Linked DNA regions of Homo sapiens: regions 1, 3 and 4 are each linked to region 2. A link is a contact called in ENCODE Hi-C or POLR2A ChIA-PET data. All regions are on one chromosome and are shown on one strand. Each heading gives the region's core, a stretch centred on a gene start or an enhancer-like site at or near the end of the contact. The rest is flanking DNA. Distances are from core to core; before and after follow the strand shown. Region 1 holds the start of TPM1-AS (TPM1 antisense RNA). Region 2 holds the start of ANXA2 (annexin A2). Region 3 holds the start of LACTB (lactamase beta). Region 4 has its middle 73 kb from the start of MIR190A.

The links. Hi-C counts contacts between places; a loop is a spot of excess contacts on that map. ChIA-PET counts read pairs that join two places held with the same protein, here RNA polymerase II (POLR2A). Pooled maps may share reads with other maps.
Region 1: a pooled map shows a loop between it and region 2 (3-fold over the local background). The contact joins the promoter of TPM1-AS here to the promoter of ANXA2 in region 2. A Hi-C loop is called at or near these places in 4 of 50 pooled maps. POLR2A ChIA-PET finds 5 or more read pairs at or near these places in 2 of 52 experiments (AG04450 and CD8-positive, alpha-beta memory T cell).
Region 3: a pooled map shows a loop between it and region 2 (11-fold over the local background). The contact joins the promoter of LACTB here to the promoter of ANXA2 in region 2. A Hi-C loop is called at or near these places in 1 of 37 single-sample maps with no recorded cell type and 6 of 50 pooled maps. POLR2A ChIA-PET finds 5 or more read pairs at or near these places in 2 of 52 experiments (BJ and RWPE1).
Region 4: a loop to region 2 is called in a map of endothelial cell of umbilical vein, with 6 times the contacts of the local background. The contact joins the enhancer-like site here to the promoter of ANXA2 in region 2. A Hi-C loop is called at or near these places in 1 of 168 maps with a recorded cell type or tissue (endothelial cell of umbilical vein) and 1 of 50 pooled maps. POLR2A ChIA-PET finds 5 or more read pairs at or near these places in 2 of 52 experiments (BJ and Panc1).

The regions. Positions count from the first base shown.
Region 1 is chr15:63,048,137-63,050,946 of GRCh38, reverse strand. TPM1-AS (TPM1 antisense RNA) reads left to right here and starts at 1,560. Exons shown (of 2, transcript NR_147233.2): 1 at 1,560-2,106; 2 at 2,252-2,810. All of the region lies in intron 2 of TPM1 (tropomyosin 1), which reads right to left. RefSeq lists a silencer at 2,094-2,753.
Region 2 is chr15:60,396,594-60,399,293 of GRCh38, reverse strand. It overlaps ANXA2 (annexin A2), which reads left to right and starts at 1,308. Exons shown (of 13, transcript NM_004039.3): 1 at 1,308-1,351. RefSeq lists silencers at 576-885, 1,006-1,545, 1,616-1,755 and enhancers at 1,916-2,105, 2,126-2,175, 2,236-2,285, 1,779-2,370, 2,371-2,700.
Region 3 is chr15:63,120,500-63,123,199 of GRCh38, reverse strand. It overlaps LACTB (lactamase beta), which reads right to left and starts at 1,339. Exons shown (of 6, transcript NM_032857.5): 1 at 972-1,339; 2 at 498-564. The coding sequence starts at 1,328. LOC107984798 (a long non-coding RNA gene) reads left to right here and starts at 1,433. Exons shown (of 2, transcript XR_001751584.1): 1 at 1,433-2,460. RefSeq lists silencers at 581-770, 781-850, 871-1,450.
Region 4 is chr15:62,895,739-62,898,536 of GRCh38, reverse strand. No RefSeq gene overlaps it. Among named protein-coding and RNA genes, the nearest start is that of MIR190A, 73 kb to the right of the region's middle. RefSeq lists an enhancer at 177-942. Within about 2 kb of position 1,441, at least 22 of the 41 ENCODE cell types and tissues checked have a DNase peak (open chromatin) inside an H3K27ac peak, as active enhancers do; they include Panc1 and endothelial cell of umbilical vein, where a contact is called at or near this core.

The sequences.
Region 1 (2,810 bases), core at 311-2,810, 2.7 Mb before region 2:
ATTACAGTCTGAGTATTTGAATTTAGGCCAACTCTCTGGTCAAATATTTTTTGCAGTGGCTCATGGTTTTGTCACTAAACCTTTATCTTTGCTGCCAAAAGAAACTGTTACTGCTAGCTTAACTCACAGCCCAAGCTACATCTAAATACCTAAGTCAGCTACATTTAAGTTCCAATTTCAGAAGTTAGGAACAACTTGCAGCCTGAAAGTCTCTCTTCAATGGTCTGATCCAGTCTTCAAGTTGCTGTCTTAAAAGGTTCTGTGTTCAATCAATCACCCAGGTAGATTGTTTGCAAAGATTACTTAAAAAAATTGAAACTACTTAAACTACTTTTGATATAAAGCCGTGAAAAGAACGAAAGTACTATCTTTAGCCAACTGGCACAGGAAGAGTTCTGTTATAAAAACGACGTGCAAAAGAGAAGGTAAGAATAAAAGTAATAATGTGCCCTTCATAAAATTTATCTTTTGTGTCTAACATCAATCACTAGGCCAGGAGCCAATACAAGGCTCTCCTGCATAGGGTCACACATACTCTTTCTTAGCAGGGTGAGGAGACCTCAGACTTCTACCACTGATACCACTTTAACCCATCAAACATGCCTACCAGCCCGCCCACTTCCTCTTCATTCAAGCCCCCCGCCCCAACAAATGTTGATTAAAAGCAGTAAATGAAGTGTTTTATGATGTCATGAAATGAGCAGGCCATCTTTAAGACCTCTTGCTGGGTGGGGAACTGAAGGTGAAGGAGCACTGGGCTGCCAGGGCTGTGCAGTTTTAATGACAGCGGGCACACAGCACTTACCCTTTTGCGCCAAGCATCAGTGTACTGTCTTTACATAGTAACTCCTTTAACCGACAGGTAGATGCTGTTACTATCCACACTTTACACACAGGGAACTGAAACACAGAGATTAAGTAACTTGCCCACTGCTAGTAAGTAGTGGAGACAGGATTCAAGTTCTGACAGTCTGGGTCCAAAGTTCTTGTTTTTATCCATCATATTCTATATAGTTCTAATGGTTCAAGGACAGCTACTAGCGAGTAAGGGAGTCGGAATTAGTTTACCACCCAGCCAAGTTCAGGGATATCCACAGGACTTTTGCTGACTCGTCCTATAAAGCAAATACTGAGAATTATCTTTTGCCTATTAATTTCCTTATTCCTGCTTGTATTTTATCTGAAACTTTCTCTAGTTGAGCTTTCCTCTGAAGAGGACCATTTCAGGTCTTGAAGTTTCTGTGGCCAGCCATACAGCCATTTACAAACACTTAACTAGAACGATTTACTCAACTCAGAACAACCCCGTATATTAAGCACAGCAGGACATCATACTATCAATTGTCATAAAACTCCCAAGGTGTTTGTTTCAGTATCTTCATTAAAAACACACACACACAAAATCGACAAATATCCAATACTAGACTACCTCTGAAATCCTGTTCGTGTTTGCTGGATACATTTGCCTTAGAAGAAAGGAAGGAAGCCAGGTATTACATTTAACAAGGGGGAGGGGAAGCCCGCAAGAGAATACACCCAATAACTGTTGACATTTCGCCAACTTTTTCCAAGACTTGGTAACAAAGCATTATCTATCTGTATGAGAGAAAAGGGGAGGAGGACTGCTGAAAAAAGGGACGGGTTAAGGGTTTTGCACTATAGTTTAGCTCTTCCAGCAGAACGCGGCGCTGTCAAGCTGTCAATGTCTGTCTACCGCCTCGGAGACACAGGCCGCCGGGAAACCACAGGGTCGACGGGAACGGCGGAGTGTAGCATCCCCGGGCCCCAAGTCCACAGTGCCTCTCCCACTTGACCTGTCGGCGCCCCTTCTCAAAGTACGGATCTCCAAGAGGAAGGACCTCCTCCCTCTCCACTCTCAGAGTAAAGCAAGCCAGCAGCGCAAAGTGCACCTCCCGGGGACGCACAGACACGACTGAAAGCCACCACCCCAGAAACAGACCCTTCCTGGGAAAATGCTCCTTCCAGAACCTTCTCAACACCACCCGTTTCCCCTGGGAGCGTTTACTTTGGATCAGCGAGATGGAAAACAAAGGCTCAGGAGAACAGGCCGGGCCCCTCCCCAGAGCCCGCCGCCAGCTGGCCCAGGTGCGCCAGGTGCGCCCTGGAGGCGTGGGGACGAGGGACCGGGGCCTGCGGGGGGGGAAGCAGGAGGGCCCTGCGGGGCTGCCCCGGGAGGATGCGCCTCTGGGGGCTGCGGGGTGATGGGTGTATCCCTTACGGTCTCCCTCAGCTTCCTCTCGTGGTCCAGCTCGCGCTGCAGGGTGCCCGCGCGCTCCTCAGCGGCGTCCGCCTGCTCCTGCAGGCTCCGGATCTTCCTGCGCACCGCCTCCAGCGAGCTACTCCCCGCCATCGCGCCGGACGGTAGGCGGGCGGGAGGGCTGCAGTGGGAGAGGCCGGCTGCTGCCCTGCGGACCCGGCTGCCGCGGCTGTCCTGGCTGCCCAGCGCCGGTCCGCCCCGCCCAGGCCTCTCTGTGCGATGGCGGCGCCCCCTGCGGCCAGGAGCAGTCCGGAAGTCGCAGCCTCCAGGGCTGCGCAGACAAACCGCAGGCGGGCGCGCGCGGCTGGGAGGGGCGCGCGCCGTGGATCCCGGGACTGGCTGGGGGCACTGCGCATGCTCGCGGCGGCGGGGAGAAAGGCGCTCCCGGCGCGCTGCGGGGGTACCTGGTGAGCTGGGCGCTCCGGGAGGCCACTGCACTAGGGCTCTGGCTTCCACTTCTAGGGCCCCTCCGCGGCGCGGTGGTGACCCGGGGTAACGGAGCTGGCTGCTAAGGGCAATAGCGACTCCTGCT
Region 2 (2,700 bases), core at 59-2,558:
CGAGAAGCAGCAAAACCGAGCAAGGGAGTTGGCTAAACGGCTGCAAGAAACACACACACACACACACACACACACACACACACGGAAGAAAAGCGAGAAACAGCAAAACCGAGCAAGAGAGTTGGCTAAACGGCTGCAAGAAACACACACACACACACACACACACGGAAGAAAAGTGAGAAACAGCAAAACCGAGCAAGGGAGTTGGCTAACTGGCTGCAAGAAACTCTCTATCTCACTCTCTCTCTCTCTCTCTGTGCTGCAAGAAACTCTCTCTCTCTCTCTCTCTCTCTCTCTCTCGGAAGAAAAGCGAGTAACAGCAACACCGAGCAAGGGAGTTGGCTAAACGGCTGCAAGAAACACACACACACACACACACACACCACACACGCACACACACACCCCAGCAGTCATGAAAGAAGGAGAGGAAAGTTCTTTGTTGAAACTCCGGGTTCGAAACACACACACACACACACACACACACACACACACACACACACACACACACACGAAACTCCGGGTTCAAAGCTATGGGCCCCACCCCGCTCAGGACTGCCTGCTACGAGGCCGCGCAGAGATGCCCCAGGCGCGGAGAGAAGCGGAGCACAGCCGTGCTAGGGACAGGGGCGCCACCCTGGGCGGGACTGAGGTGGGATCCTGGCTCCCGGCTTTGGCCTCCCAGCCCAGGCTCGGGGCTTCCTGGCCCTCGGAGGCCGGGGCGGGCCAGGCTTTGCAGCACAGGGCGAATCTCCCTCCCTCCCCGGGCGCCCCCCGGGAACTGGCGGCCAGAGGTTAAGCTGACATGTTTGCAGACGGTAATGGGGCGCTGGATGCCAACAGCCCCAGCTCAGGGGAGTCCAGATTTATGTTTCTTGGAACAATTCTTTCCTCCATTGCATTAACGCCAAAAAAAAAAAAAAAAAAAAAAAAACACTTAATCAAGCCCAGAGTCTACTACTAAAGTCTTGTTAATTTATTAACCCAAGCCGAGGCTGAGAGCTCGACGTGGCACTTAAGAAGTAAAATGAGGAAAGGAGGAAGAAACGGGGTCCCTGTGGGCCTCGGGGCAGCCTCGGCCGGGCTTTCTCGGAGGGCAGGGCCAGGGGCGCTGGGGCCGCTCCCGCGTGGCGCGGCTCGGGAGCGTTCCAGGGCGCGGTCCCTGCGGGCCGGCGGGCCGGGGTGAGTCACCCCTGACTTGGGGTGGGAGCGGGCCGTGTAAGGGGGAGGCGGGGCGGGGCGGGGCGGGCCTCGCCTCGCCTAGGGAGGATGTGGCGGGTATAAAAGCCCCACCCAGGCCAGCCGGCTCTGCTCAGCATTTGGGGACGCTCTCAGCTCTCGGCGCACGGCCCAGGTAAGCGGGGCGCGCCCTGCCCGCCCGCGATGGGCCGCCAGCTAGCGGGGTGTGGAGACGCTGGGAAGAAGGGTACGGCCTGGCAGGGAGGCCCCGGCAACTGGCCCCGGAGGCCGTCGGGGGCAGGGGGCTGAAGGGACGGCCGGCACTGGAGAGTCTTTGGGGAGGGGGCTCAGGGACAAGGTGTTTGGGGCAGGGGTGAGGGGCCACCGGCCCTCGGGCCGGGAGGGTGCAGGGCAGAGGTGGTGGGGGGTCGGGCTTCTCTAAGAAGCCCTAGCGGGAGCGGGGCGAGGCGGCGTGGGGAGAGGGGCGGAGGGAGGCCCCGCATTCCAGACGCGCCAGGCGCCGCCGAGGCAGGGCGTGGCCGCCCAGGGAGCCGCAGGTCCCCGGCGCAGCAGTAGCAAGTGGGCTTTCCACTGCCCTCTAGAAAGTGCCCCCCATCTGCTCTAAGTTACTGTACTCGAAACAAACGCGCGCTTGTGGAGTTGAACCGACCAGCAGGAGGGAAGTAGCGGGGGAAGACGAGAGGGGGGAGTGTGAGTAGGCACCCCTCAGCCCCCCATAAAAGAAGACATTAAAACGTCAGTTATTCCCCTTGCTCTAGGTTATCTTGTAGCATAGCAACTTCGGATTTCACTCTACCCGGAGAGTTTCCCGCTTGGTTGAACACATTGGCCTCAGGAAGGTAGTGTCCCCCATGATTCTGTGGGGAGGGTTGTCCTGTTACTCGCCATGATGTGACAATGAGTCAGGAACTGAGAGTAGAGAGAAGGGCGTGGCCCCGGGGCCTCTCCCTTCTGGCCGCTCTGTGCAGCTGGCCCCACTGCTGGTGTGGAGGGCTTGGGTTCCATCAGCCGGCTGTTGAGAAGAAGGAGGGGAACACAGATAAGTTTCCTCATCTGGGAAGGTGGCTTAAGGATGCCTATTCTTACCACCACCCAGAGTTATTGGAGATTTCAAAAAACACAGTCATTAGGTAATAAATGTGTAAAGTACACAAAAAACAAAGTGCTGTGCAAATGCAAAGTGTCATTTTTGTAGTAAGATTGCCGTTTTAAAGCTGTGGGTGTTCTGAGTGCGTGTGTAAAAGAGCAGTGGCCTCATGGGTGCACGCTGGGCCATTACCAAGAACCTTAAGTTGTTGGTGTGCAAAGGCCTGGGCCCCAGACTGTACTGATGGATTCTGTTCACACGTGTGTGCTACTGTGCCTGTCTGGAACTTGGTGACTTGGAATGCAGAATGCACTTTCCCACTGAAACAGTGTTGCAGAAGGTGCTGACGTTCCCAGGCTAGCCCTGAAAGACCTTTTTAACATGCACTGCCTGATTATGGGATTGGTGGTGGGGAG
Region 3 (2,700 bases), core at 90-2,589, 2.7 Mb before region 2:
AATTCCAGAAATAAACAATTCGTAAGCTTTAAATTGCATGCCACTCAGAGTATTGTTGTGATTGTTCTATTTTATTATTGTTGCTAATCTCTTACTATGCCTGATTTATAAACTTTATCATAGATATGTATATATAAGATAAAATATAGTATATACAGGGTTCAATATCATCCACTTTTTCAGGCATCCACTGAGGGTCTTGGAATATATCCCCAGGATAAGGAGGGACTACTGTATAAAACTTTCAGACTAATAAATCCAGTCCTAAGAGAAAAGTGGGAGTGGGTAGCCATCCTCATGACTCCAATTTATTAGTCACATTTTAAACCTTACCGTGATTTAAAAACACCTGACTCTTTATTATGTTAGATGTTTTCTCTACAATATGCATCGTTTTATGTAAATGCAATAGCATTTCATGGGATCCACTCTAACCAGTAAAACAATATTTTATTTACCAACTGGCACAGAACAAAACAACAATTTTCTGAACCCACCTTCTGACCAGACTTCTTTTCCATCTACAGAAACTCCAACCACTATGCCCGGTGCGCCCACCTCATCCTAAGACCGAAGGGGAAAGAACCGACAGTTACGGGCCTGCTGAAAAAGCCCAGCGCTCTCCTCGGGGACCTTCCAAGGCCCCGCCCCCTGAGCCTGGGCCCCGCCCCCTCCACCTGGGCCCCGCCCACCTCGTCCCAGGCCATGGTCACTCACTAACAGCAAGGGATGTGCCTGTCCGCCCCCTAGGGGGAAGGGGCGGTCCCCGAGACAGGCGGTGACCTCCACCCAGATTTGGGGAACCCCCAAGAGCGTCTGACCACGGCTCGGCGGTGGGGAAATGGGAAGTCTTTCTCGGAAGCCGATCGCGGGCACCCCGCCGCCCCGGGTGGGGTCCACTCAGCCCCCGACAGCACCGCCGACAGGGGTGGATCCCCGGCCCCCTACGCCCCCCGCTCCAGTGGCCGCACCTTGATCCTGTGCAGCAGGTCGCGGCTGCTCTCGATGGCTCTGGCGAAGCACCTGGAGCAGGGCGGCGCCGGGGTCTGCGGAGACCACGGGGCGAGGGACTGCTCCTGTGGCGGCTCGGCCAGAGGCGACGCCTCAGGGTCGGGGGCCGCGGGGGACTGCGCCGGGGCCGCGCCCCTCAGCCCACCTGCCAGCTTCACCCCGAGCGCCAGCCCCAGCCCCAGCCCGAGGCCCCCGACCCAGCCGTGGCCGAGAGGCGGCAGCCCGGCGCGCTGATGGACCCCGCGTCGTCCGCAGCTTGAGGCCAAGCCCCCGGGGGCGGCAGCCCGGGCAGTCACTGCTGACATGAGCCGGTACATGGCGTCTCTGCACAGCCGGCCGCCACCAAACTCACGCACACCCTGCCAGCCGCGGCGCGGGGCGGAGGGAAGGGCAGGGGGCGGGACGGGGGTGGGGACCGCGGTCAGACCCTAGCAGTCGACGCCTGACTACCCGAGCGCCGATCGCATCGAGCCCTTCTTCCTCTCCCTTTTCTTGTCTCTTCCTTGTTTTTCCTTTCTGTCTCTCTTTCCTTTTTTTCCTTTGCTTACCCTCAGATCAAGCGTCACCTCCCAGAAGCCTTCCTAGTTCCCGTCCCATGGGAGTTCTCGCCCTTACCATCTTGCCCCTCAGTGTGCACACTTCTTTAACAACAGTTAACACTTTGTATCATTTAACTACTTGTCAGATTCCTTACCAGAGTGGGACTTCTTTGGGGAGCCTAGACTTAGTTTTGGATCCTCAACTTCTGGAACAGCGCAGGGCACACAGTAGACGCTCAGCAGGCATCTCCTTTCCCTTTAGAGATGCCTTTCTCCTTTCCTTTCCCTTTCTCCTTTCCCCCTTTAGAACGCGCTTCTTTTCACTCTCTTGCCATCTCCCTTATGTCTCATTTCAATTCACCCATTTCCCTAAAGATGTTTTAAAATCTATTGCTTCTGGAATTCTAGCTCCACACCGTACCAAAGACATGAAGTTACATCCAGACCTTATATTACCTTTCTTTTGCTATAAAAGATAAAGTGTTTTTTAAAAATTTCGTGCTTGAAAAATTTTAATCCAAAAGTAACTATTATAATTTACAATTACCTATGATTTCTCAGCATCTGTAAATGATCAGACATTCTTGTGAAATAAGAAACCTAATCTCAAATTGCTACAAAATGTAAAATGTGTATAAAATCCTAGTTTAACGTGTAATGAAATTGATATGTTAATTTGAAGTTACTTAAACATTTATCAGTTTTGTAATTTTTATATTTTGGGATACATACATACACACACACACACACACACACACACACACAATCTTTGAAAGCTTGTAGGCTTTATACCTTCAGCACTGGGGCAATATGCCCCATATACAAAATGGCCCTGTCTTTTCTTGCAGGTGGAATAAAGAAGAGAGCTCACAGACTTGAACTGACAAGCCATCAGGACAAACATATTGAGGTAATAAACTTACTGAGTAAACATATACATACCTCAAAATAAATATATTGAGGTAATAATTATTTAATAGGAGGAAAAGGCAATAATGGTATCCATACCTAGCAAGAAAATAGTGGGGCTAAATAAGTAAAGCTTCTGGGGCTACTCACAAAACCCAAGACTCCAAGAGACCAGAATATCCTAGGACCCAGAGCGTTTGACACTGAAACTGCAGTTATAGTGGACAGATGTACTCTATTA
Region 4 (2,798 bases), core at 192-2,691, 2.5 Mb before region 2:
TCTAGGCTCTAGTGTCTTATAAAAGGGCTCTAAGGTGTGTGTGTGTGTGTGTGTGTGTGTGTGTGTGTCGCGCACACACACACACTTCTAAATGTAAAGAGAGGGCCATCCAGAGGTAGAGGGCTGTCAGGTAAGAAAATGACTCCGGAATTCAGCACACCTGGGTTCTGCCTCAGCTCTGACACTCATCAGCTTGTTATCTTAAGCAACCCGCTTCCCCTCCCTGTACCTCAGTTTCCTTATTTGTAAAAGAGGAATAACAAAGCCTAGGTCACTGTTAAGTGCATTAAGTGAGATCAATGGAAAGCGTCCAGAGGAGTGCCCAACCAAAGTTGGCATTCGAAAGTAAGGGTGTCCCTGTCCCACATTCTCTGGTGCAGGAGGGTTTCCCAAAGCAGCGTTGGGAAGAGAGAGAAGTGTGAGCCTTTGCCTGGGTGCATGCTCAAAGATGCAGTTTTGGGGAGGAGGGTACTTTGCAAACCCCAGCAAGTTTTCCACTGGGAACTGCTGGATTGTATGTTGGGAGCTTTGGAGTGAGGTTTGGGCCTTACCCCCCCCTTGGCCTCCCCAGCTGTTCGGGAGGGTGCAGGTCTGCTCCCCACACACACCCTCCCTTCTGCTTTCTTCCCCATGCATCTCAACCTAACCAAAGTTCACGCCCAGCCCTCGCTTTCTTTCCTGACTGCCACTCAGACCACAGACACGCGGGGCAGGGGCCACACTGGGTGGGGCTGCAGGTGGTCTGCAGGTCTCAGAGGGGGGTCTGGACTGAAGAGTTAGCCCCCTCCTGCTGTGAACCTCCTATTCTTAGAAAACCAGGGACTCCAAAAGCACTCCTGACCCCGCTCCCAGCCACAGACAGACACAGCGACCCACACAGACTTAGAGACACACACGTAGGCACACAGACACATAGAGATACAGACCCCCACCCCAAAACATGTACAGATATGCAAAGATATGCAGAGACACAGCCACATAGAGACAGACACACACAGAAATATGAACAGATGTATACACACATAGACACAGACCCACGCACACAGAAACATGTACAGATATGCAAAGACATGCAGAGATGCACACACAGACACACAGAAATACCCAGACACATAGAGACACATACATAGACGCAGACACACACGGAGACACTATGACGTGAACAGTGTGTGCGCGCACACACAGGTTCCCTCCCACCCGGCAGGCGCTGCCCTCTGCCCCGCGGCCCCCACCCCTGCGGCTCTGCCTCTTTGGTCTAATAAGGGTAGGTGAGAAAGCATTGTGAGATTCCGGAGATATTTCCTGGCTCCCCGCATGCTCCTTCTGTGGCGCGTCCAGCTGAATGTTCAGCTCTGGGCAAGTGTCCAGGGCCCGGGGCCCCAAGGCTGAGTCATGTAGACAAAGATTCCGAGGCCCTGAGTAGCCTTTCTAGATCCCCGGCCTTTAAAAAAACACCGCAGGATGCCCTAGGAGGCAGCGAAGTTTCCCACAGAAACTCCACTTTGTGCAGATTTAATCACAGGGCATTTAAATAGCATCATCTGGAGGTAATTTGGAATTTAAATTACCAGGCTAGAGGAAATTTTTTCTACCAAAAGAAGGGCTTGGAATATTATATTGTGTTGGTTATCGATCAGCCATTTGCAAGGGATTACAAAAGTGGTAAGGCCTGTTTTATACAATATGTTAGAACAATTTACAGCAGGATTTGGTCATCACTAGTGTAACTGGTATTACTTGTTCCACAAAGCTTGGGGCAAGAAATGACACATTTCATGAATTTCTAAATCAAATCGTCCTTAGACCCCACACCTACTAGGACCTCAGAAAAATTCAATCCCAGCCTCTTTTCAAGGCCCCTCCTCTCCTCCTATGCAGAACTCTGAGGCCTCAGGATCCTTGAAACTTGGGGGAAGGGCATCAGGTCTGTGACGATCACTGCCCAGTGGCTCATTGTCCATGCCCAGGTAAACCAGTAAAAGGCTGCTGCTCACGGCATCCTCCAAATTCAAGGCCACAGTGCAAGTGTCCAGTCCCCAGAAGCACACTGCCCACCCAGCCACTCCCCAGAGGCCTTGGCACCTCAGGGTCCTGGGTAAGAGGCTGGGCACCCAAGGGTCCTGCCAGTCCTTGAATGACCTCTAGCCCTTGGCCCCCTCCCCAGCCCTCGCAATCTCTAACAGTAAGTGTTAGGTCTACAGACCCTTAGAAAATCAAAGAAAGGCCTTTAACTTTCCCCCAGAGCAAGAGAAGCCTAGCCTTCAAGACAGGAAGGCCTCTGGAGAAGAAGAAGAGGAAATCCCCCACATTCTTTTCCAGTGAGCTACATAAGAAAAACAGACATGGTTAATTTATCAATTGCAGTGGCCAGTCACTTCTTAGTCAATAATTACCTGATTTACTTAATAATCCTTACTCTTCAGGGAGTAGATAGAGCTGTGGTCCAAAAAAAAAATCCAAAAAATCAACAAACAAACCCCTTTCTTTGAATAAAGATGATGAAATCTCTTGACTTCTGTAATATTCAGAGTCCCTCTGGATCACTTCCGTTTGGACAGGAATGGGTTCAGTCCTAAACAGCTTGGTGTCTAGTAGCTCAGTCTCTTTGTTCCCTTTCATGGAACAGTTGCACCCCTATTTGAGGACTGACAAGGGTGCGATGAGGGGTGACCCTGCAACTCAGGTAAACCCAGGCTAGCTCCGACTCACACCCAGCACCACACAGGCGGTAGAGCTTAAGGTTGGAAGGAATGGCTGTGGAATCAGATAAAACAGAGTTTGAGTTCTGGCTCTGTCAC